Linked DNA regions of Homo sapiens: all the other regions are linked to region 1. Evidence: chromatin contacts called from ENCODE Hi-C or POLR2A ChIA-PET data. All regions are on one chromosome and are shown on one strand. The core of a region is the stretch at or near the end of the contact, and the rest is flanking DNA. Distances in the headings are between cores, read along the strand shown. Region 1 holds the start of SRSF6 (serine and arginine rich splicing factor 6). Region 2 holds the start of PIGT (phosphatidylinositol glycan anchor biosynthesis class T). Region 3 holds the start of SYS1-DBNDD2 (SYS1-DBNDD2 readthrough (NMD candidate)). Region 4 holds the start of YWHAB (tyrosine 3-monooxygenase/tryptophan 5-monooxygenase activation protein beta). Region 5 holds the start of KCNK15-AS1 (KCNK15 and WISP2 antisense RNA 1). Region 6 holds the start of ADA (adenosine deaminase). Region 7 overlaps PKIG (cAMP-dependent protein kinase inhibitor gamma).

Evidence for each region. A loop is a pair of places that touch in the nucleus more often than their neighbours do. ChIA-PET counts read pairs that join two places held with the same protein, here RNA polymerase II (POLR2A). Pooled maps may share reads with other maps.
Region 2: a loop to region 1 is called in a map of naive thymus-derived CD4-positive, alpha-beta T cell, with 12 times the contacts of the local background. The contact joins the promoter of PIGT here to the promoter of SRSF6 in region 1. A Hi-C loop is called at or near these places in 1 of 168 maps with a recorded cell type or tissue (naive thymus-derived CD4-positive, alpha-beta T cell), 1 of 37 single-sample maps with no recorded cell type and 9 of 50 pooled maps.
Region 3: a map of naive thymus-derived CD4-positive, alpha-beta T cell shows a loop between it and region 1 (11-fold over the local background). The contact joins the promoter of SYS1-DBNDD2 here to the promoter of SRSF6 in region 1. A Hi-C loop is called at or near these places in 1 of 168 maps with a recorded cell type or tissue (naive thymus-derived CD4-positive, alpha-beta T cell) and 9 of 50 pooled maps. POLR2A ChIA-PET finds 5 or more read pairs at or near these places in 1 of 52 experiments (AG04450).
Region 4: a map of CD8-positive, alpha-beta T cell shows a loop between it and region 1 (17-fold over the local background). The contact joins the promoter of YWHAB here to the promoter of SRSF6 in region 1. A Hi-C loop is called at or near these places in 7 of 168 maps with a recorded cell type or tissue (B cell, CD4-positive, alpha-beta T cell, CD4-positive, alpha-beta memory T cell and 2 more), 1 of 37 single-sample maps with no recorded cell type and 16 of 50 pooled maps. POLR2A ChIA-PET finds 5 or more read pairs at or near these places in 3 of 52 experiments (HepG2, OCI-LY7 and PC-9).
Region 5: a pooled map shows a loop between it and region 1 (3-fold over the local background). The contact joins the promoter of KCNK15-AS1 here to the promoter of SRSF6 in region 1. A Hi-C loop is called at or near these places in 1 of 168 maps with a recorded cell type or tissue (HepG2) and 5 of 50 pooled maps. POLR2A ChIA-PET finds 5 or more read pairs at or near these places in 1 of 52 experiments (AG04449).
Region 6: a map with no recorded cell type shows a loop between it and region 1 (7-fold over the local background). The contact joins the promoter of ADA here to the promoter of SRSF6 in region 1. A Hi-C loop is called at or near these places in 1 of 37 single-sample maps with no recorded cell type and 8 of 50 pooled maps. POLR2A ChIA-PET finds 5 or more read pairs at or near these places in 1 of 52 experiments (GM10248).
Region 7: a pooled map shows a loop between it and region 1 (9-fold over the local background). The contact joins the enhancer-like site here to the promoter of SRSF6 in region 1. A Hi-C loop is called at or near these places in 1 of 37 single-sample maps with no recorded cell type and 3 of 50 pooled maps. POLR2A ChIA-PET finds 5 or more read pairs at or near these places in 4 of 52 experiments (A549, AG04449, OCI-LY7 and 1 more).

What each region holds. Positions count from the first base shown.
Region 1 is chr20:43,456,640-43,459,156 of GRCh38, reverse strand. SRSF6 (serine and arginine rich splicing factor 6) reads right to left here and starts at 1,261. Exons shown (of 6, transcript NM_006275.6): 1 at 1,017-1,261; 2 at 648-796. The coding sequence starts at 1,123. RefSeq lists silencers at 475-734, 745-844 and enhancers at 985-1,084, 516-1,463, 1,385-1,544, 1,605-1,924.
Region 2 is chr20:45,414,883-45,417,399 of GRCh38, reverse strand. It overlaps PIGT (phosphatidylinositol glycan anchor biosynthesis class T), which reads right to left and starts at 1,259. Exons shown (of 12, transcript NM_015937.6): 1 at 1,057-1,259; 2 at 706-883. The coding sequence starts at 1,243. LOC107985405 (a long non-coding RNA gene) reads left to right here. Exons shown (of 2, transcript XR_001754640.2): 2 at 583-2,517.
Region 3 is chr20:45,361,909-45,364,425 of GRCh38, reverse strand. It overlaps SYS1-DBNDD2 (SYS1-DBNDD2 readthrough (NMD candidate)), which reads right to left and starts at 1,257. Exons shown (of 6, transcript NR_003189.2): 1 at 1,111-1,257; 2 at 733-897. SYS1 (SYS1 golgi trafficking protein) reads right to left here and starts at 1,270. Exons shown (of 4, transcript NM_033542.4): 1 at 1,111-1,270; 2 at 733-897. The coding sequence starts at 894. It overlaps LOC124904914 (a long non-coding RNA gene), which reads left to right and starts at 1,058. Exons shown (of 2, transcript XR_007067609.1): 1 at 1,058-1,358; 2 at 1,600-2,070. RefSeq lists an enhancer at 1,101-1,540.
Region 4 is chr20:44,884,438-44,886,954 of GRCh38, reverse strand. It overlaps YWHAB (tyrosine 3-monooxygenase/tryptophan 5-monooxygenase activation protein beta), which reads right to left and starts at 1,250. Exons shown (of 6, transcript NM_139323.4): 1 at 1,069-1,250. RefSeq lists silencers at 957-1,506, 1,567-1,626 and an enhancer at 904-1,520.
Region 5 is chr20:44,744,972-44,747,488 of GRCh38, reverse strand. It overlaps KCNK15-AS1 (KCNK15 and WISP2 antisense RNA 1), which reads left to right and starts at 1,262. Exons shown (of 5, transcript NR_132377.1): 1 at 1,262-1,524. KCNK15 (potassium two pore domain channel subfamily K member 15) reads right to left here and starts at 1,624. Exons shown (of 2, transcript NM_022358.4): 1 at 1,296-1,624. The coding sequence starts at 1,578.
Region 6 is chr20:44,650,444-44,652,960 of GRCh38, reverse strand. It overlaps ADA (adenosine deaminase), which reads left to right and starts at 1,262. Exons shown (of 12, transcript NM_000022.4): 1 at 1,262-1,386. The coding sequence starts at 1,354. RefSeq lists a silencer at 1,064-1,453 and enhancers at 490-1,473, 1,704-1,813.
Region 7 is chr20:44,585,198-44,587,714 of GRCh38, reverse strand. All of the region lies in intron 1 of PKIG (cAMP-dependent protein kinase inhibitor gamma), which reads right to left. Among named protein-coding and RNA genes, the nearest start is that of PKIG, 3.9 kb to the right of the region's middle. Within about 2 kb of position 1,259, at least 7 of the 41 ENCODE cell types and tissues checked have a DNase peak (open chromatin) inside an H3K27ac peak, as active enhancers do; they include OCI-LY7, where a contact is called at or near this core.

The DNA.
Region 1 (2,517 bases), core at 12-2,511:
GTCACTTTCAAATTGAAACATCAAGGACTTGTTAAAAAGTTTGAATTCAACATGCAACAATTTAAACATCAAACATTTAACATAACCAAAAATCCCCCCAACCTCCTCCCAATAACATGCCCCAATTAGTTCAAATACAGCATAAAGCTTATTTAGATCTACTTTGTGGTACAATACCACATTACTTAAAAATAGTACATTCTTTGGCCCCCATCAAGTTCCATAGCTTTAAGACCTATACTTTATGCTCCTCCCCTTCCCCGTCCCCCGCGCCCCCTACCCCACCTCCACCCGAGCCTGCCCCCGAACCTCTAACTAATGCACTGATAGGTAAGTAAGGAGAATACAACAAATACAGCCACCCCTTACTTCCTCTGTGGGAAGAACCCGTGACAGTGCTGACAAGGGGCCAGAAGAAGCCACCCACCTCCCAACTTGGCAAATAAACAAAACCAAACACCCAAACCCAATCCCCGCGCTCCGGCGTCCCATGGCTGCCCCGGGCAGACGTGAAGGCAGCGGGGCTCGGGGACACCCAAGTCAAACGACCCCCGGCCCTCGCGCCTGCCCGGGCTGGGAGGCCCCACCCCACCCACCCCCGCCCCCAGGGTCCCCAAGGGCGCGGAGCGCGCGGGGGTGGGACTCACTGCGGCTTCCGTAGCTGTAGCCGTCGCGATCGCGACGCGGGCCCCGGGCGTGCTCTACGATCACGCGCTCGCCGCAGAGCTCCTTGCCGTTCAGCTCGTAAACGGCGTCGTCGGCGTCGCGGGAGTCCTCGAACTCCACGAAGCCGTACCTAGGGGCGGTGCGAGGGCCGGACAACCGCGGGGGAGTCGTTAGCCAGGACGCGCACGTGCGCGCGCCCGTACCCCACCGCGCGCCCCCGCGACGCCGCGCCGTCGCCATCTTTGAGGCCCTGCCACGCGGCGCCGCGGCCTTGGCCGCTTCTTTCCTTGGAGAGTTCCCGCCGCCACCAGGCCTGGGACGCTGGGCGCGGGCGCCCAGGCCCGACTCACCCATTTTTGAGGTCTACTTCGAGGAGGCGGCCATAGCCACTGAAAAAGCGCTGGATGTCCTTCTCCCGGACGTTGTAGCTCAGGCGTCCTATGTAGACGCGCGGCATGTCCGTGGCGGGCGGGGACCCAAGGGCTGGTTGTCGAACGGCGGACCGCAAGCCAGTAACCGCGGTGCGGGTGCGGGGACGGCAAGAGCCCGAACACGCGCCTCACACCACAGGGGCGGCCGAGTCCAGCCACACAATGGCGCGCGCGCGCGCCAGGCTTTCGCTATATGGGCGGCCGGTGGGGCGGGGCCTGGAGCGTGATGTCAGCGCGCAGCGGCACGTCCGTCCCGCGTCGTCCCTGGGCTAGATGGTGACTGGCGAGTCCGTTGCCCGCGACGTTTCGGTGTAGTGCGGTCTTGCTAGCTTCTAGGATTTTTCTCTAGCCCTCCCCACCGTCTTTGAAAACACAATGTCTCTAATCCAGCCGCAGAACTGCTTTCTAATTTGTACCTTTTATAAAACTGTGCGCGATCTCTTCGGGGTTGAAGCTCGGGAGGCGGGCTGAGCGAATCCCCGTTTTTCATTGGTTCTCGAGGTTATCATAATAGGTCGCCGCGGTCTCTGCTTGGTGGCTTAAAACGAGGCTGCGGATTTCTCCCAGCGATTGGTTGATGCTCGTTTTGATGGGGACCGCGGTCTCGGACCCAGTCGCTTGTCTTGTTTCGCAGAATCTGAGGATCGCGCGCCGAGGTCTTGCTGACCGGGCGGAGGTCGCGTTGCGAGCGCGCAGACCCGCCGACATCAGCCTCTCCGGGTCTCACTCGCAGCCTTCGCCTCCCCGGACGTTCCCCTCTCCCTCCATGGGTCTTTCTTGGAGCCCTGGCAGCTTGACTCACTTGTGGATTGGGCTATCCGTGGCAATCCTACGCTCACTGTAGGTGCTCAAAAGGGAGCGTGGACGAGACCCGGCAGCCCTCCCACAGCGACGAACGATTTTTTTTCTCCCGTGTATGGAAAGTCCTTTGTCCCAATACTATCATTTCCTCCACTGACTTGAAAGTGCCTTATTTTGTGAGTTTATCAATGGAGATGCTATTTAAAGCTGTAGAACCAGATTGAAAACCTCAAAGGAGTAAGTTTAAGTGGAGAGCGGAAGACCCAGGCCAACGCCTGGGGTACTCTGAAATTTAAGCGCAGGAAAGGAGACTGGGAGGAGTGACTAGCGAGGTAGGGAGAAGACCAGGAGAGTAGGTGTCACCGCCGAAGCTAAAAAAAAAAAAAAAAAAAAAAAGGGATATCACTGAGATAACACCAGCTCTTTAGATATTTATGTATTCCTGCTCTGTTTTGAGTGGTGCAACCTCAATATCCTTAAGCTTCGGGTTGAAAAAGGGGGGTTTTGTCCTCCTGGAGCTATTTGGAAGTCTAGAGGGAAACGTTGTTTGTCACGACTGGGGGAGGTAGAGGCCGTGCTTAAAGTTAGATAAATAAAAAATACGAGTCTGTAATCCCCA
Region 2 (2,517 bases), core at 10-2,509, 2.0 Mb before region 1:
AACTCTCTAGCCTGCCACAATTCCTGCTGCTCCTTTTTATTGCCCTAAAACTTGTTATATCATACTTGCACTATTGATTTCTTATAGTGGGATTAAGAGGAAAATGAGATATATTTCTCATTCCTGTGTTTGTCAATTTTAAAAATACCTTTATTCATTCCTTACCTGTGTGGCCCATGTAGACCTGTTTGCAACCACTGCACAGAAAGGTTCTATTCTAAACAGGATAGCCACAGCAGCCACTGGGAAATAGCGGTTTGTAGTAGGCACAGTAACTAGACCTGCCCCCTCCCAAACAAAAGCAGTTCCTCTAACACTGTGATGTAGCATCCTGTTGGCCAGTTGTAACCCACAGATATGTTATGGTTGGCTTTCGTGGTATTTATTATCATTTAAAAAATATTAATGAATGCCTTTTAAAAGGTTATCCAGTTGCCAGTTTTCTACTGCCTTACCTCCAAATAAGCATTAATTGTTTGCTATTTGCCTCTCCAGGGATATGCATGTGCTACCTCAGGTCTGAAAGTTTTAGGATTGGGAAGTTTATTCATCTGTGGTAACATTTCTTACTTCCAATGCCAGCTCTACCCCCATGGAATCGCTGCCTACTGGAAGTGCTGTCCCCAAGAGCAGTGGCAGGATGACAACACTCTCCCAGCCACATTCCCTCCATGGCCTGCAACAGGGCCCAAGGTGTGCACTCACTCAGTGACAGTGTCTTGGAACCAGACCCACAGCTCTGCACCTGATGGGGCCTGCAGGAAGGGTGGCCCCCAGTATCGGGTCCTCCAAAAGCCTTGTGTGAATGACAGGTGCAGCTCCCGTAGAGAATACTTGGAGATCAGCTGCCCCAGGGCTTTGGGAAAGAGCCTGTAATGGGACACTGGGGAAACGGGAGCAGGTGAGTGACGATCCCCACCTCGTCGGGGTCCACACCCAGGATCCCGAACTCTACCCAGGAATTAGGCCCCGCCCCCAAAGTTTGCCTTCATCCCACGGCCGGCCAGCCAGCAGGCACTACGGAAATCTTTCCCTGGTCAGATCTCGCGCCCTCACCTCCTTCCCGCTGAAGCTCCGAATCCCAGCGCGTGCGGAACTGGAATGTGGCGGCTACGTCCCCGGAAGGCAGCGGGGTGATGACAAGTTCCTCCCGCAGGCTGTCGCGTGGGGGTTCTGCAAGGCACCAGCCGCCGGGCCCCAGGAGCAACAGGACGAGCAGAGCAAGCGGCATAGCCGCCGCCATGCCTGCGGCTACTTCCGCCTACCCAGCGGCGCTCGGCCCCATGAAAAGCCGGTATCCAATAAGAAAGGCGTGTGAGAAGTGACTTCCGCTGTCGTCCCGGAAACCGGGATGCGGTTATCAGAGCGACCGCCTGCGCAGGTCGCGAAGATTCCCTCAGAGCTGGTGGGTCTAAGGGGGTACTGGGAGGACACGAGAGGGAGTAGGCAGGGCGAGTAACCAGCTTGAGGCCGCACCTAGTTCATGGCGTATTCCACCCACCAGGAAATGCTTAATAATATGAAGCTCCTTCACTGCCATTTTACCCATTTGATAGTTGAGGAAACATTGACTGAAAAAGATCAATTACTTTTGGGAAAACCATTGTGGTTTTAATTTGCATTTCCCAAAGTAAGAGGAACCTCCTGCCCCTCTTAGCTTCTAGTGTCTCCATTTGCTGCAAAACCCCCAAATAAGTGGTTCTTTTATTACGAAAATGTTCAAACAAAATTGAAAGAATGAGCACCTGTTACAATAAACCTATTTTCCACCACCTAGATTCTACTATTTACATTATACTATACTTGTACTTTACCACATATTTGTCTATACATCCATCATTCCATCTTGTGTTTTGGTGCACTTCAAAGTAAATTGCAGACATTAGTACACTTTCCTTTAAGTAGTTAAGCATGCATATAATTAACTAGAGTTCAGTATTCGATTGCATTTTGATGTAAAATTCACATACAGTGAAATGCACAAATCCAAAGTACACATTCACTGAGTTTTGACAAATGCACACACCTATGTAACCCGAACTCCTATCATGATACAGAACATTCCTAAAACCCCAGAAAATTAGCAATACCCTTTCCTAGTCAATCCCTGCTCCTCTATCACCTTCCAGAGGCAGTTAGTACCCTGATTTTTTCCCACAATAGATTAATCTGTTCCAGAACTAAATATAAATGAAATCATATAGTATGTATACTGTGTAAGGCTTTTTTTTTTCTCATGGGAAGAATGTTTTTGAGAATCATCCATGTTCTTGCATGTATCCACAATTCTTTTTATTACTGCGTAGTATTATTAATTTATCCATTCAACTCTTGATGGGCACTTTTAAAGTTTTTGGTTATTATTAACAAGGCTGCTGTCTGTGCAAGCTCCTTTGTAGACGTATATTTCTCATATCCTTTGGCCAGGTATTTAAGAGTGGAATTGCTGGGTCAGAGAGCAGGTGTATGTTTAATTTTATAAGAAACTGTCAGACCTTTCTCCAAAATGTATCATTT
Region 3 (2,517 bases), core at 8-2,507, 1.9 Mb before region 1:
TAACAACTTATAGGCCTCCTTTACACTTTACAAAGTACCTTCTTATTCCTAAACCCCTCTGGGCCTTGTAACATTTTGTTGAGGGCAACATGGTAGGAGCATCCGGCCCACTTTTCAGAAAAGGCTCAGAAAGGGGAAGCAACTTGCCCAAGGTCCCACAGCTAGTTTTATATGTTTAGGCCTAGACTGAACCCTTGCTTTTCTGAACCCAAAGCACATGCTCTTTATATTGCAGTCCACGACCTCTCTGCAACTAGTCTCATGGTTTTGAAGACAGGAAAACAAGTTCACAGAGGTGACATTTGCCCCAGGTCACACAGCTAGTAAGTGGATCTTAAACGGACGCCTGTCTGACCCCAAAGTCCAGGCAGTTTCCACTGTACCCGCACGAATGCTCTTTTATCCACCCCTCTCTCCGATGTGGCACCTGAGAACCTAGCTCAGAGAAATCAAGTCACTTTCCCAGAGTATCAGAAAGGAAATGTATCAGAGTTGCCTGGAACACAGACGTGTTTATTGTATTAACATCCAGGCCCTTTTCTTTGTACTAATCAGCCTCTGCTGTCATTCCATTTTATGGATGAGGCAGCTGAGGCTCAGAAAGGTGAAATCCCTTTCCCAGGGCTACAAAGAAAGAAGGTGACCCAGCCACGTCTACAGCACAGTAGTGATGGACCACAAAGCCTACTCGGGGAGGCCGAGACCCCACCCGCCCCAGTCCGGGGACCCTACCTCGGCGTCGAACATCTGGTCCAGCGAGGGGCTGCTTCGCACTAGCCCGTCCACCAGCGCCAGCCACAGGCCCAGCGAGCCGTAATACACGGTCTGCATGAGGACGATCTGCGACAGGATCAGCAGCGGGTCCCACACGTAGCTGCGGAACTGACCCGCCATGCCCTGCAGGGACACGAGCCGGGCCTCAGCCAGCGGCCTGTCTCCATGGCAACGTCGCCCCGCCCGGGAGGAGGGACTGGAACCAAGGGGTGAGCCCATTCCAAGAGTCAGGGGGAAGGCGGGGCAGACAGACCCATTCTCAGAGTGAGGGGAAATCCAGCCCATTCCGCCTGCGCGGCCCCCGCCCGTACACGAGCTCCTCTGGGGTCTACTCACCAGTGACAGACTCGACGATCGAAGTGTCTGAGCGTGGCCCGGCCTCACCGGCGGGCTCCCAAAACAGCGCTGACAGACAGGACCATGGAGGAGAGGCGCTGCCGGCCTAGAGAGGCAAAGCTCCAGCGACCACGGCGGCAGGAGCGGCTGCGTAGGAAAGAAACGTTTCCGGGGAAAGCAGCGGAGGGGCGGGGCTGAGGTTGCGCAGGCGTAGTGGGTGCAACCTCTGCCTGAACCTCCTGAACCAGGTACAAGCAGCCGGATAGCGAACTGAGCACATGCGCAGAAGGAAGAGTGAAGGCAAACGGAAGAGAGGAACGAAGGCCGCAGAGCTTGCGCGCCCTCTAGAGGGGAATTCTTTTTTTAAAGGAAGGCGGCTAGGGGAGAGGCAAGTGGGGTGGCTTAGGACGCGGTAATGATGTTTGGGAATTAACGAGGTGATAAACTGTGTCGTTATTTTCAGCCTAAATTCTCAATGTTTTCTCCTAGTTAGAGTCTGATAACTTGAAGTGGACCTGCAAGCTCCTCCACGTAGGAGTTTGCCAATGTTCCCGCTGTACAGATAGTTAAGCTAAGGGCCAGAGAAGGAAAGCAACATACTGTTTCAACGACACAGTTAGTAGCAAAGTAAGTATTAAAATTCAAGTGTTGGTCGGGCGCGGTGGCTCACGCCTGTAATCCCAGCACTTTGGGAGGCTGAGGTGGGCGGATTACCTGAGGTCGGTGTTTCGAGACCAGCCTGACCAACATGGAGAAACCCCGTCTCTGCTAAAAATACAAAATTAGCGGGGCGTGGTGGCGCACGCCTGTAGTCCTAGCTACTCGGGAGGCTGAGCCAGGAGAATTGCTTGAACCCGGGAGGCAGAGGTTGCAGTGAGCCGAGATCACGCCATTGCACTCCAGCCTGGGCAACAAGAGCAAAACTCCGTCTCTAAATAAATAAATAAATAAATAAATAAATAAATAAAATTCAAGTGTTTCCTCAACACTACAACATTGATTTCGCACCTACTCGGTGGCAGGAAGGCTAGAACATGTATATATAAGACAGCCCCTGCCCTGAGACACAGATGAACTATATTAGAAGGCAGAGTAGTGGGTGTTTTAAAATGTGGGTGTCCAGTGGAAAAAGGCACAGGTTCTGAAGTCGCACATAGGAGTAAATCCTGACCCTCTCTGCTGCCATGACTGTTTTATCTATCTTCCAAATCCGAATAGTGGACAGTCAGTAAATATTTGCTGAATGAGTTAAGAACAGAAAAAGCAAGAGCAAATCGATAACTCACTTATTCCTACTCCAGCAGACGAAAACCCATCAACTTCATTGATCCTAGGTTCCCCCTCTCTGAAGTGGAAAGACGGGAAGTAAGTTGTTCCAGGAAAAGAATTTGGGTTTTAGGGCCAGCT
Region 4 (2,517 bases), core at 1-2,500, 1.4 Mb before region 1:
GATTTTATGTTCATAGCATCATCTTGCCAAATTCCATCTCCCACACAGGGCAAGCAAAATCAGGACCTGATGCTATCTAGCCTTACCAAAGAGAAATGCAATGAAGGCAACGACAAGAAACATGTATTTTACAGAAAGGTTGGCAAATTGCTTACCAAGGCTGCCACCTCTGAAAACCCCATTATATGGGAGTTCTCCATTTGCGGCAAAGATGCACTCACCTTCCCACCTCTTCTTCCCTCCGCTCCCCACCCCCCGACCAGGAAGCCACCGGGCAAATTTCAGACCGAAAAACGTGCTAACACACAATATGGGGGAATTTGGGGTAAAGACACAAAAGAATCTGGCATTAAATGACGGTAAATACTGTGAGAAAATACTCCGATTCTCACCCCCTGATATTTTTTCCTGGGGATCCGGCCTGACTCAGTAACCGGCTCCAACAAACAGATTTTCTTGATTCAAACCCAATTCCCTTCCTAGGGAATCTTGGGTCCTGCCAGGCTCCATAACCAGTGAAGGATGATGAAATGGTTTTACTGCAAAATGGGAGGGGGTTCCCCCACTGCTGTCTCCCAAGGTTAAACCCCTTACTCATCCAGGAGGAGCCAAACACGGGGACTGGGGCTAGAAAACTCATCCGCGTTTGATTAAATTTTAATTTCTGGAAACCAGAAAGCACGGAGCAGAGGTGACAGGGCTGAAGGGGACGTTCTTGCCGACCAAGACGCAGGGAGGGGTCGCGTGGGGCCCGAAGCAGATAGTGAGGGAGGGTCCGGGATCCCCGGCTCCGCTGTCCCTTACGGCACAGTACGGAGTTGCACCCCGCCCGGCCGGCAGGACCTCAGGCGGCCCGAGCCTCTCCAAGAGGTAAAGGGCCCGGCCCCGGAAACAGGGAGGGGCCGCTGCGAGGTCTGGCCTCGCCGCCGGCGGCCGCGCGGAGCGAAAGAGGCAGCGCGCCGCTACCCCACGGGGCCCACCCACTGGGCCGCCGTCGTCGCAGCAGCCAGAGAGGGGCTTCGAGTTTGGGCCCCCGGGGGCCCCGGTCGGACCCCGCGCCGCACTCACCGTGGGAGGGCTGCAGGGAACAAAGACCCTTCCGAGCGAAGCTCCGAGCGAGATGACCTCTTCCTTCCTAAGCCCACTACTCAGGCGGCGGCAGCGGTGCCTGCAGTGGCTGCAGCGGCGGCGGCGGCGGCGACTACCCCGGCTCCGGAATCGGCGGCGGCGGTGGCGGTAGCTCCACTTCCGCTCCGATCGCCACTTCCGCTCCGGTCCTGGCCGCGCCCCGCCCCAAACCGTGTTCTCATTGGGCAAGCGAGGCACGGGGTTGCCACGGCCCCACGGGAGGGGCGCAGACGGAAGGGAGGAGGAAGAAGAGCGAAAGGCAGGGTTGCAGGGGCCGGGGCAGGGCGGATGGCCGGGGGAGGGACCCAGGAGGAGGTGGGCGGAGAAGAAGGAAATGGGGCGGGGGAGCGGGAAAAGGAGGTGGGAGGAGAGAGGGCGGAGCTGGGGGTGGTCAAGATACGGGCTGTGTGGGAATAAGGAGGACTAGGAGTGTGGTCTGGATGGGGATTGCCCTTTCTGCTGGGACTGGAAACGCGCCAGGGCCAGTCCCGGAGATTCGAGGTTTAGCAGTTCCCCCTCCACCCCGAAAGTAATCCTCACTGGGTCGGAGGCCGATGTCAGTCCTCTTACTGTGTGCTTTGGTAATGCTGGAGCCAGGGAAGAACAGAAATTGCTCATCCCTCAATGTTCATTTAATCCTTTCAATCCTTCAGGGTACTTACCTTTTCCTTCTTTGGTAGACTGAAGAGGCCACGTGAAGTGCCAGGAATCCAATGCACAAACGTCTTTTTAAAAAACCTGTGTAGGGTCGAGCGCAGTGGTTCGCGCCTGTAATCTCAGCACTTTGGGAAGCTGAGGTGAGAGGATTGCTTGAGGCCGGGAGTTGTAGGCTGCAGTGAGCTATGGTCATGCCACTGCACTCCAACCTGGGAGACAGAGTGAGACCCTGTCTCCAAAAAAAACCCACAAAAATCTGTGTACATGATTTCTTCTTTAAGATGCCCCCTCGTTGAGGAAGTTCAGGGAAGGAAACAGGCCTCCATGGCTCCCCTCCCCTCCATGACTGCTCTCACAATTACCAACATTCTACTCCTCTGAAGGTAGTTGATTTTGTTTTGTTTTGTTTTGTTTTGTTTTCTGTTTTTGAGACAGAGTCTCTTTCTGTCGCCCAGGCAGTGTCACAATCTTGGCTCACTGCAATCTCTGCCTCCCAGGTTCAAGCAATTCTCCTGCCTCAGCCTCCTGAGTAGCTGGGATAACAGGTGCATGCCACCACTCTCGGCTAGTTTTTGTATTTTTAGTAGACACGGGGCTTCGCCATATTGGCCGGGCTGGTCTCAAACTCCTGACCTCAGGTGATCCACCCGCCTCAGCCTCCCAAAGTGCTGGGATTACAGACATGAACCACCTCGACCGGCTTCAAGGTAGTTGATTTTTAAACTCAGTCCT
Region 5 (2,517 bases), core at 13-2,512, 1.3 Mb before region 1:
CCAAGATAGGAAGCAGGGGTGTCCATGTGGACAGGAGGGGGCAAAAGAGCTGAATAAGAGCTGGAGCCACGTTGGCAAATAATGAATTATTACAAATGAATAGTGCCTACTTGGCTTCAGGCACTGTGCCAAGCATGTTACATGCTTGACCTCACTGAAACCTGGCAGTCACCCAGTGAGGTAGGAACAATTGCATTTTGCCTTTGGGGAAACCAGGGCTTGGACAGGTGGAATCAATTGCCAGAGAAGGCAGGTGGCAATAGAGATGAGACCAGAACTCCAGTCTCTGTGATTCCAGAACTCATACTTTTAACTCCACTGCAAAAACCACAGCTCATATTCACTTGCAAGAGCATTATGGGGAAACTTTCTCCAAGGCACTGGCTTTCGGACTGGTGATCCAAGCCCCAGGGGGGGTGCCGGGACGTTCACAGCTGGAGCCTGGGGAGTGGCTGGCACCAAGCCTGGAGCCCTGCAGAGCCCACTTCTCTCCTTCCTGTTCCCCCAGGTTTAGGCTCAGCAGGTACCAGCCAGATGGTAGTCATGGCAACAGCTGGTGGTCCAGATGCTCCAAAGGAACTGCTCTGCATCCCTGAGGGCAGAGTCCAGAGCCTGTGGTTATCAGTCATTCCTTTAACAAGTATTTATTGATCATCTACTGCATGCTAGGCACGGGTCATACAGCAGTCCCTAAGACAGACTGGGTCCCCATTCTCATGGGGTAACAATAACAATTGCAATAATAAAAAAATGATCTTTTCTTTGTAGTGCTCTGTATGTGTCATGTTTTAGCACAGGCCTTGTCTGTGCATAGTCTGTCTCCTGAATAATAACTCTCACCACAGCCCTGAGATAAGGCCGATTAGCGACACTATTTTACAGAAGAGAAAACTCTGGCTCAGAGAGGTTGAGCAACTCGTCTAAGGTCACACAGCAAGTGTGAGGCAACCAGGCAAGGAAAAGCAAATCCAGCCACTTGGTCTCCCAGCCCCGCTTCACCTATCTCCAAGCCCCTTGGACGTTTTCTGAGCACTCCTGGGTCAGCCTTTTGGCAAACTCGATTTACTGATTCCTCCCGTCCCTGCCTGCGTGGGCTGACAGCTCCATTCAGCAGAGGGGGGCAAAGGAGACCAGGGAGACGAGGGAGGCGAAGGAGATGAGGGAGGCTCGGTGAGCCGAAATGACCCGTCCAAAGTAGCTCAGCTGGGCGGGGGCAGAGGTGGGACCGAAACCCAGAGGCGCCCCGGGACGGCTGGGGCTGGAGCGGGCGCGGAGGGAGGCTCCGGGCGGCTCACCGATGGTAGTGATGACGGTGATGGCGAAGTAGAAGGAGCCGGGGAACTTCCACTGGCGGCCGGCGCGGTGGGGCTCAGCCTGGAGCGCCAGGCGCTCCAGCTCGCGGTAGTCCTCGGCCGAGAAGCCGAACTTCCTCCGGAGAGCGCCCCGCTTCTGGACCAGCAGTCGCTGGCGGCCGCTTTCCGCCTCGGACTCGAGCGCGTCGAAGACAGCAGCGCCCACCAGCAGGTAACACAGGGTGCACAGGACCAGCCCGGCCGCGCGCACGCTCGGCCTCCGCATGGCGCCCCGGCCCCGGTACCCGCCGCGGTCCCAACCTGCTCCGTGTGCCCGGACCGCGCGCTCCGCCCCCTCCAACCCCGGCCCCACGCGGCAGGGTTGTGACGGGCGAGGCGGGGCGACTGCCGGGAACCTGGAGGCTGGGATCGCCACGGGTGGGGGCCGGAAGAACCGCTCCCCTGTCCGCCTCCCACTCGCCTGCCCGGGGTTCATGTGTCTGTGAATAGTGAGATCTGAAGCAAAGGCCCAAACCCCGGGCCTGCAGAAGTCCTGTTCCCGCCACTAACTCATGTTGTGACCTCGTGCCAGTCTTCCGTCCTTCCTTCCGTCCTTCCTTCCTTCCTTTTTCCCTCCCTCCCCTCCCCCCTCCCCTCCCTTCCTCCCTCCCTCCCTCCTTTCCTTCCTTCCTTCCTTTCACTCCTTTCCCCATCCCTCCCTCCCTTCTTCCCTCCCATCCTTCCTCCCTCCGTCCCTCCCTTCCTCCCTCCGTCCCTCCCTTCCTCCCTCCGTCCCTCCCTTCCTCCCTTCGTCCCTTCATCTCTTCTTCCCTTCCTTCTCTCCTTCCTTCCTTCTTTCATTCAGTCAGTCAATCCTCTGACAAATATTTACCAAGCACCTACTGGTGCAAACAACATTCCTGTTGTAAGTAAAAGTGATATCCTAGTGAGGAGGGCCAGCTAACAAACAAGAAACTAATTTAAGACAGGAGTGAGAAAGAAGGAAAAGGGATAGTTTCTTGGGGAAGGTGAACCCCACCATCTAAGGTGGTGCTTAAAACAGAACTGAGCATGACTTGGCAGCCAGAATAGCAGAGGAGCCGGTGTCGCTGGAGCCCAGAGAACTGGGGGGCAGATACTTTGGGGGAGCAGAAGGAAGGCAAAGAGGCAACTTCACACAGGGTCTTACAAGCCCTTATGTGGGTTTATTGAAAGCCATGGAAAG
Region 6 (2,517 bases), core at 13-2,512, 1.2 Mb before region 1:
GTGGTTGTGGGCGCCTATAATCCCAGCTACTCGGGAGGCTGAGACAGGAAAATCGCTTGAAACGCTGGGGGTGCGGGGGAGCGGTGGGGAGGAGGCGGGCCAGAGGGGCAGAGGTTGCAGTGAGCCCAGATCGCGCCACTTCACTGCAGCCTCCGCGAAAGAGCGAAACTCCGTCTCAGTAAATAAATAAATAAATAAATAAATAAATAAATAAATAAATAAATAACCTGTACCCGCGTGTTATTTCCCTCCGTCCTTACCTCCTCCCGGCTCCTTCCCTTTCACCTGAGATAACCACTCTTCTCGTATCTATGCTCATCTTTCCCTTGCTTTACATTTTTTCCACCGATGCATGTGTCTAAACATACATACTTTTGGTTTTGCTTTTACACATTCTAAAAGTTGCACCATTGTATGCAGTTTTCCGCAACTTAGTTTTTTTCACTCAACATTGTTTCTGAGACATTGTTTCTGTTGTTGTCTGGCTGAAGTTCATTCCGTTTCACTGCTGTCTAACGTTTCATGGTGTGAATATTCCGGTTTATTTGCCCACTCGCCCGTGGAGGGGCATTTGAGGGTGTTTCCAATGTTCCTGTTATTCGGAATAGCGCTGGTGTGAACATTCTGCACAGGTCTCTGGCTGCGCCTGGGCGGGTTTCTTAAAGGTGAATGCCCAGGAGGGGACTGTCTGTGTTCTCCCTCCCTCCGAGCTCCAGCCTTCCTCGCCTCCTTTCACTCCCAGCTCCCTGGAGTCTCTCACGTAGAATGTCCTCTCCACCCCCACCCACCCCTGATGAACTCCTGCAGGTTCTGCAGGCCACGGCTGGCCCCCCTCGAAAGTTCCTTAACTATACAATTATGGTGTGTGTTTCTGCGACGAGCGTCCGTCTATCCGGTGGAAGGCACGCCGCTCGAGGCTTGCGATGCTCCCGGGGTCCCCGCTTCTAGCTTGGGCCTGGCGCACAGCAGCGCCCAGACTGCAGGGGGACGCTTGAAAGTTGCTGGAGGAGCCGGGGGGAAGGCAGCGCCCAGCGAGGCGGCTGGAGCGCGCGCCCACAGGTGGGTCCGGTCGGGCGCCGCGGGGCCGTAGTTTTCGGGTCGGCGGGCGAGGACGCCGGGTCCAGAATTCCAGGAAATGCGCGATCCAGGCCGGCGGGCGGGGCGGGGGCTCCGGCGAGAGGGCGGGCCCCGGGAACGGCGGCGGGCGGGGCGGGAGGCGGGGCCCGGCCCGTTAAGAAGAGCGTGGCCGGCCGCGGCCACCGCTGGCCCCAGGGAAAGCCGAGCGGCCACCGAGCCGGCAGAGACCCACCGAGCGGCGGCGGAGGGAGCAGCGCCGGGGCGCACGAGGGCACCATGGCCCAGACGCCCGCCTTCGACAAGCCCAAAGTGAGCGCGCGCGGGGGCTCCGGGGACGGGGGTCCGGCGCCTGGGCGGCCCGAGGGGCTTAGCGGGGCCCAGCCCGGGGCGTCCAAACCCTGGGAACGAACGGGGGCTCCTGCAGGCGAGTTCTTCCTTCGGCTTAGGCCGTGGCTTGCTTGCGGGCTAATCAGGGACAATGGGGCAGAGAAGGTCCAGAACCCGGAGGCCTCCAGAGTCTGCTTCTGCCCCTGACTTGACCCCTCTGGGTCTCAGTTTCGCTGTCTGTCAAGTGGGCATCCTAGCACCGCTGAGCGCTGTGTGGGCCTGGGCAGGGACTTGAGGTCTCTGAAGCTCAGCTGTATGATCAGGCCCGATGTCTACGCCGGATAGGCACCTAGTGCTGTGCCCGGCGCCTACTGAGTGCTCAGTGAATGGAAGCAGCTTTGTACGCCAGCGTTATGGTGGTGAGCGCCAAGGAGCTCAGGTTTGTGGATGCGCCCCGGGGAAGAACCGTGAGCCCTGCCAGAAAGGGGAGGGAGGGGAGCAGAGCACCCCCCTTCCCCCGCGCGGGAAGAACAGGAGCTAGGTAGGCCCTGGGTTTGGGGCCCTAGCAGGGTTCACTCGAGGCCAAGCCATGGCCACTGGCCCCAGGGGAGAATCCCCTTGTTTCTCCGCCCACCAGCTGTGGCGTCTTGGGACTGTTGGGGTCAGGGAGGGTCTGGACCCCCTTGGCCTGTCGCAGAGTCCGAGAGGAGGGGCCCAGGAGTCTGCCAAGCAGGGTGAGTCAGCCAGTAGGGTGTGAGAGTGGTTGGGGAAGGAGTCAGCTGCAGTCAGCCTCAACTTACCCTTCTAAGAAATAGGTGTGAGTGGCCCAGGAGGTTGGCTCACGCCTGTAATCCCAGCACTTTGTGAGGCTGAGGCGGGAGGATCATTTGAGTCCAGGAGTTTGAGACTAGCCTGGACAACAAAACTAGACCCCGTCTCTCCAAAAAATAAAAAAAGTTAGGGGAAGTGTGTGTGGTGGTGCACTCCCGTAGTCCCAGCTACTCAGGAGGCTGAGGCGGGAGGATCGCTTGAGCCCAGGAGGTTGAGGCTGCAGTGAGGTGTGATGGTGCCACTGCACTTCAGCCTGGGAGACAGAGCGAGACCCTGTCTCAA
Region 7 (2,517 bases), core at 10-2,509, 1.1 Mb before region 1:
AAAACAGAGAAGTGAAATCACTGAGTGATGATTTATTTTAAGTGTGTTTTTCTGTACTATCTAGCTTTTCTTCCCTTGAACATATTCTAATTTTGCAATCAGAAAAAAAAAATCCACAATAAATGTTATAAAAACAAACCAACGGAAAATCAGTGGTGATTTTAGACTACAAAAGTCACCCGTCCCTCTGTTTCCTTACTACAACTTTGGACTTCAGATTCAGGGCCCTCTCAGGTGGGGCCCATACATTTTGTAAGGAAGTGTTCTTTCCACCCCTCTGAAGCCACGGGGGATAGGAAGGTGCCAGAAATGAGTGCTTCAGCAGGGGCAGCTCTCAGTTGCTCCCTAATGCAAATGCTGGCAAAGCTCCCAGAGCCAGGAATTGTAGGGAGAGAGCAGAAGGAATCAACCCAGCGCAAGATCAGGACCTCCACAATATGCTGATCCAGTGTCTGGTGTTTTGTAGCACTTGTGCATATTTCTTTTGCAGTACTTTTCACGTGCCATTAAAATTATTCACTCCTCTGTCTATCTTCCCTTGTTGCACAGAGAATTCCACAAGACCAGAGGCAGTGTCTTTACCCTGGTCCTCTAGTTCAGTGCTTAGTACTAACAGGTCCTCAATGTACATTTATGGAATGTTAAAGACTACACTGATAAAGTACTAAAACAGTAACTGACCTAGGTTCCTGGGACATAGTAAGAATACACCAAATACTTTCTTCGGTGCCATGAAGGGCCATTATTCAGTTCTGAAGAGTCAAGCTAAAGCCTGTAATTTCTTGAAACATTAAAGAGACTTCTTTTTGGAAATGCAGCTTCCTCCAGTAAGAGCGGATACATTATGTGTTCTAATCTGCAATTCATAATCAGTCAGCATAGGAGCCCACGGCAACTTCCAAAGAAACCACTCTTTGAAGGAGCAGTACTCCAAGTTTTCCTAAGACATTTCTGAAGGATTTCCAGGAGGTAGTGAGCTCAGCCTAGGGTCATGATTAATAACCTGTTTCCCAGAACTTTAGATTTTCCACCTCAGTCTCCACTTAGGAATTGCTTCTGGCCCCTCGTGAAAGCATTTGGCAGAGTTAATTGGGCCAGTTCAGCTTCTTGTCTGTCACAGCCAGCACCTGTTACCAGCTTCTTCCTTAAGTGGCTGGGCTAGGGTCCTCTGGTCCCAAGAGAATAGCACCCACTTCTGCTTTTGGCCTCAGCACTGGCTGGCTGATTTGAGGTTCAGCATCACTTGACTGGGTGACAGGAAATAATGCTGAGGCTTGGTTTGAAGAGCCAACATGGCAGCTCCAGGGTTCATCACAGGGGTTTCAAAATGATGAGTTCAAAGATAACTTCTGGTTCCTCATGCAAATGCCATCCTATGTCTGAGGGGGCAGATGCCTGTGTACATTGGCTGACATTCTCTTTCTGGAAATTGAGAGCAGCTAATCCTAAGCATGTATTTTTGTACTAACTAAGTGCTTTATGAGCCCTATCTCATTTCATCCGCATGGCACCCCTTTGAGGTCAGTATGACTGTGACCCCCCACTTGACAGAAAGAGAAGTAGGTTCTATAAAGTGAGGTGATCAGTCCAGGATCTCCCAGCTAGGAGGCGGTGAAAGCAGAGCTCTTACCTGCTATCCCCTTCCAATTTCTCACTGAACTCGAGAGCTCTCACCTGCTGTCCCTTTCCAATTTCTCACTGAACTCAAGAGCTCTCACCTGCTATCTCTTTCCAATTTGTCACTGAACTCTAGAGCTCTTACCTGCTATTCCTTTCCAATTTCTCACTGAACTCGAGAGCTCTTACCTGCTACCCCTTTCCAATTTCTCACTGCCCTCTAGATTGTCTAAATCGAAAGAAACGGTAGACACCAACCAGATGCAGGGCTGCAAATTCCCACAGGGGCCAGGGGCCAGGCAGGAGACTAGAGGGCACAGGGGAATGCGCAAATGGTAATGAACTGGAGAACACACCTGCCTAAAGGCATTCAAATTAAAAACAAAACACCACTCTGACTTCTGACTAGAGTTCACTTGTCATCATTTAACAGATGGAGCAACTGAGATCCAGGGAGGTGATATGAAAAAGGCACTGCAGTATGGTGAAATATTCAAGGGCTTCGGGGACAACCAGTTCTCATTGGGAACTCAAGCTCTAGCCCCTGCCAGCTGTGAGACTCTGGGCAATCCACTGCACCTCTCTGTGCCTTTCTTAGGTGTAAAATGGAGATGATCTCTGCCTCACATCATTGCTGTGAAGATTAAGAGAAGTCAGCATATGCAAGATGCCCAGCCCTGTGTGTGACATTTATTTCAGGAAGATACCAAAGCCAAATGAGATCTCTGGACACATCTTTTCCACAACCTACCTCCACTCCCAAGATGCCCTAAACTCACTGCCGGGAGTGACTGAGGTGGGAGAGATCAGCAAACACACACTGATAACAGGAGCAACTTTGACACACAAAACAAGAACTGAAAGCCACCCTCATCTGGTACATGAAGGCCTACCTAGTTG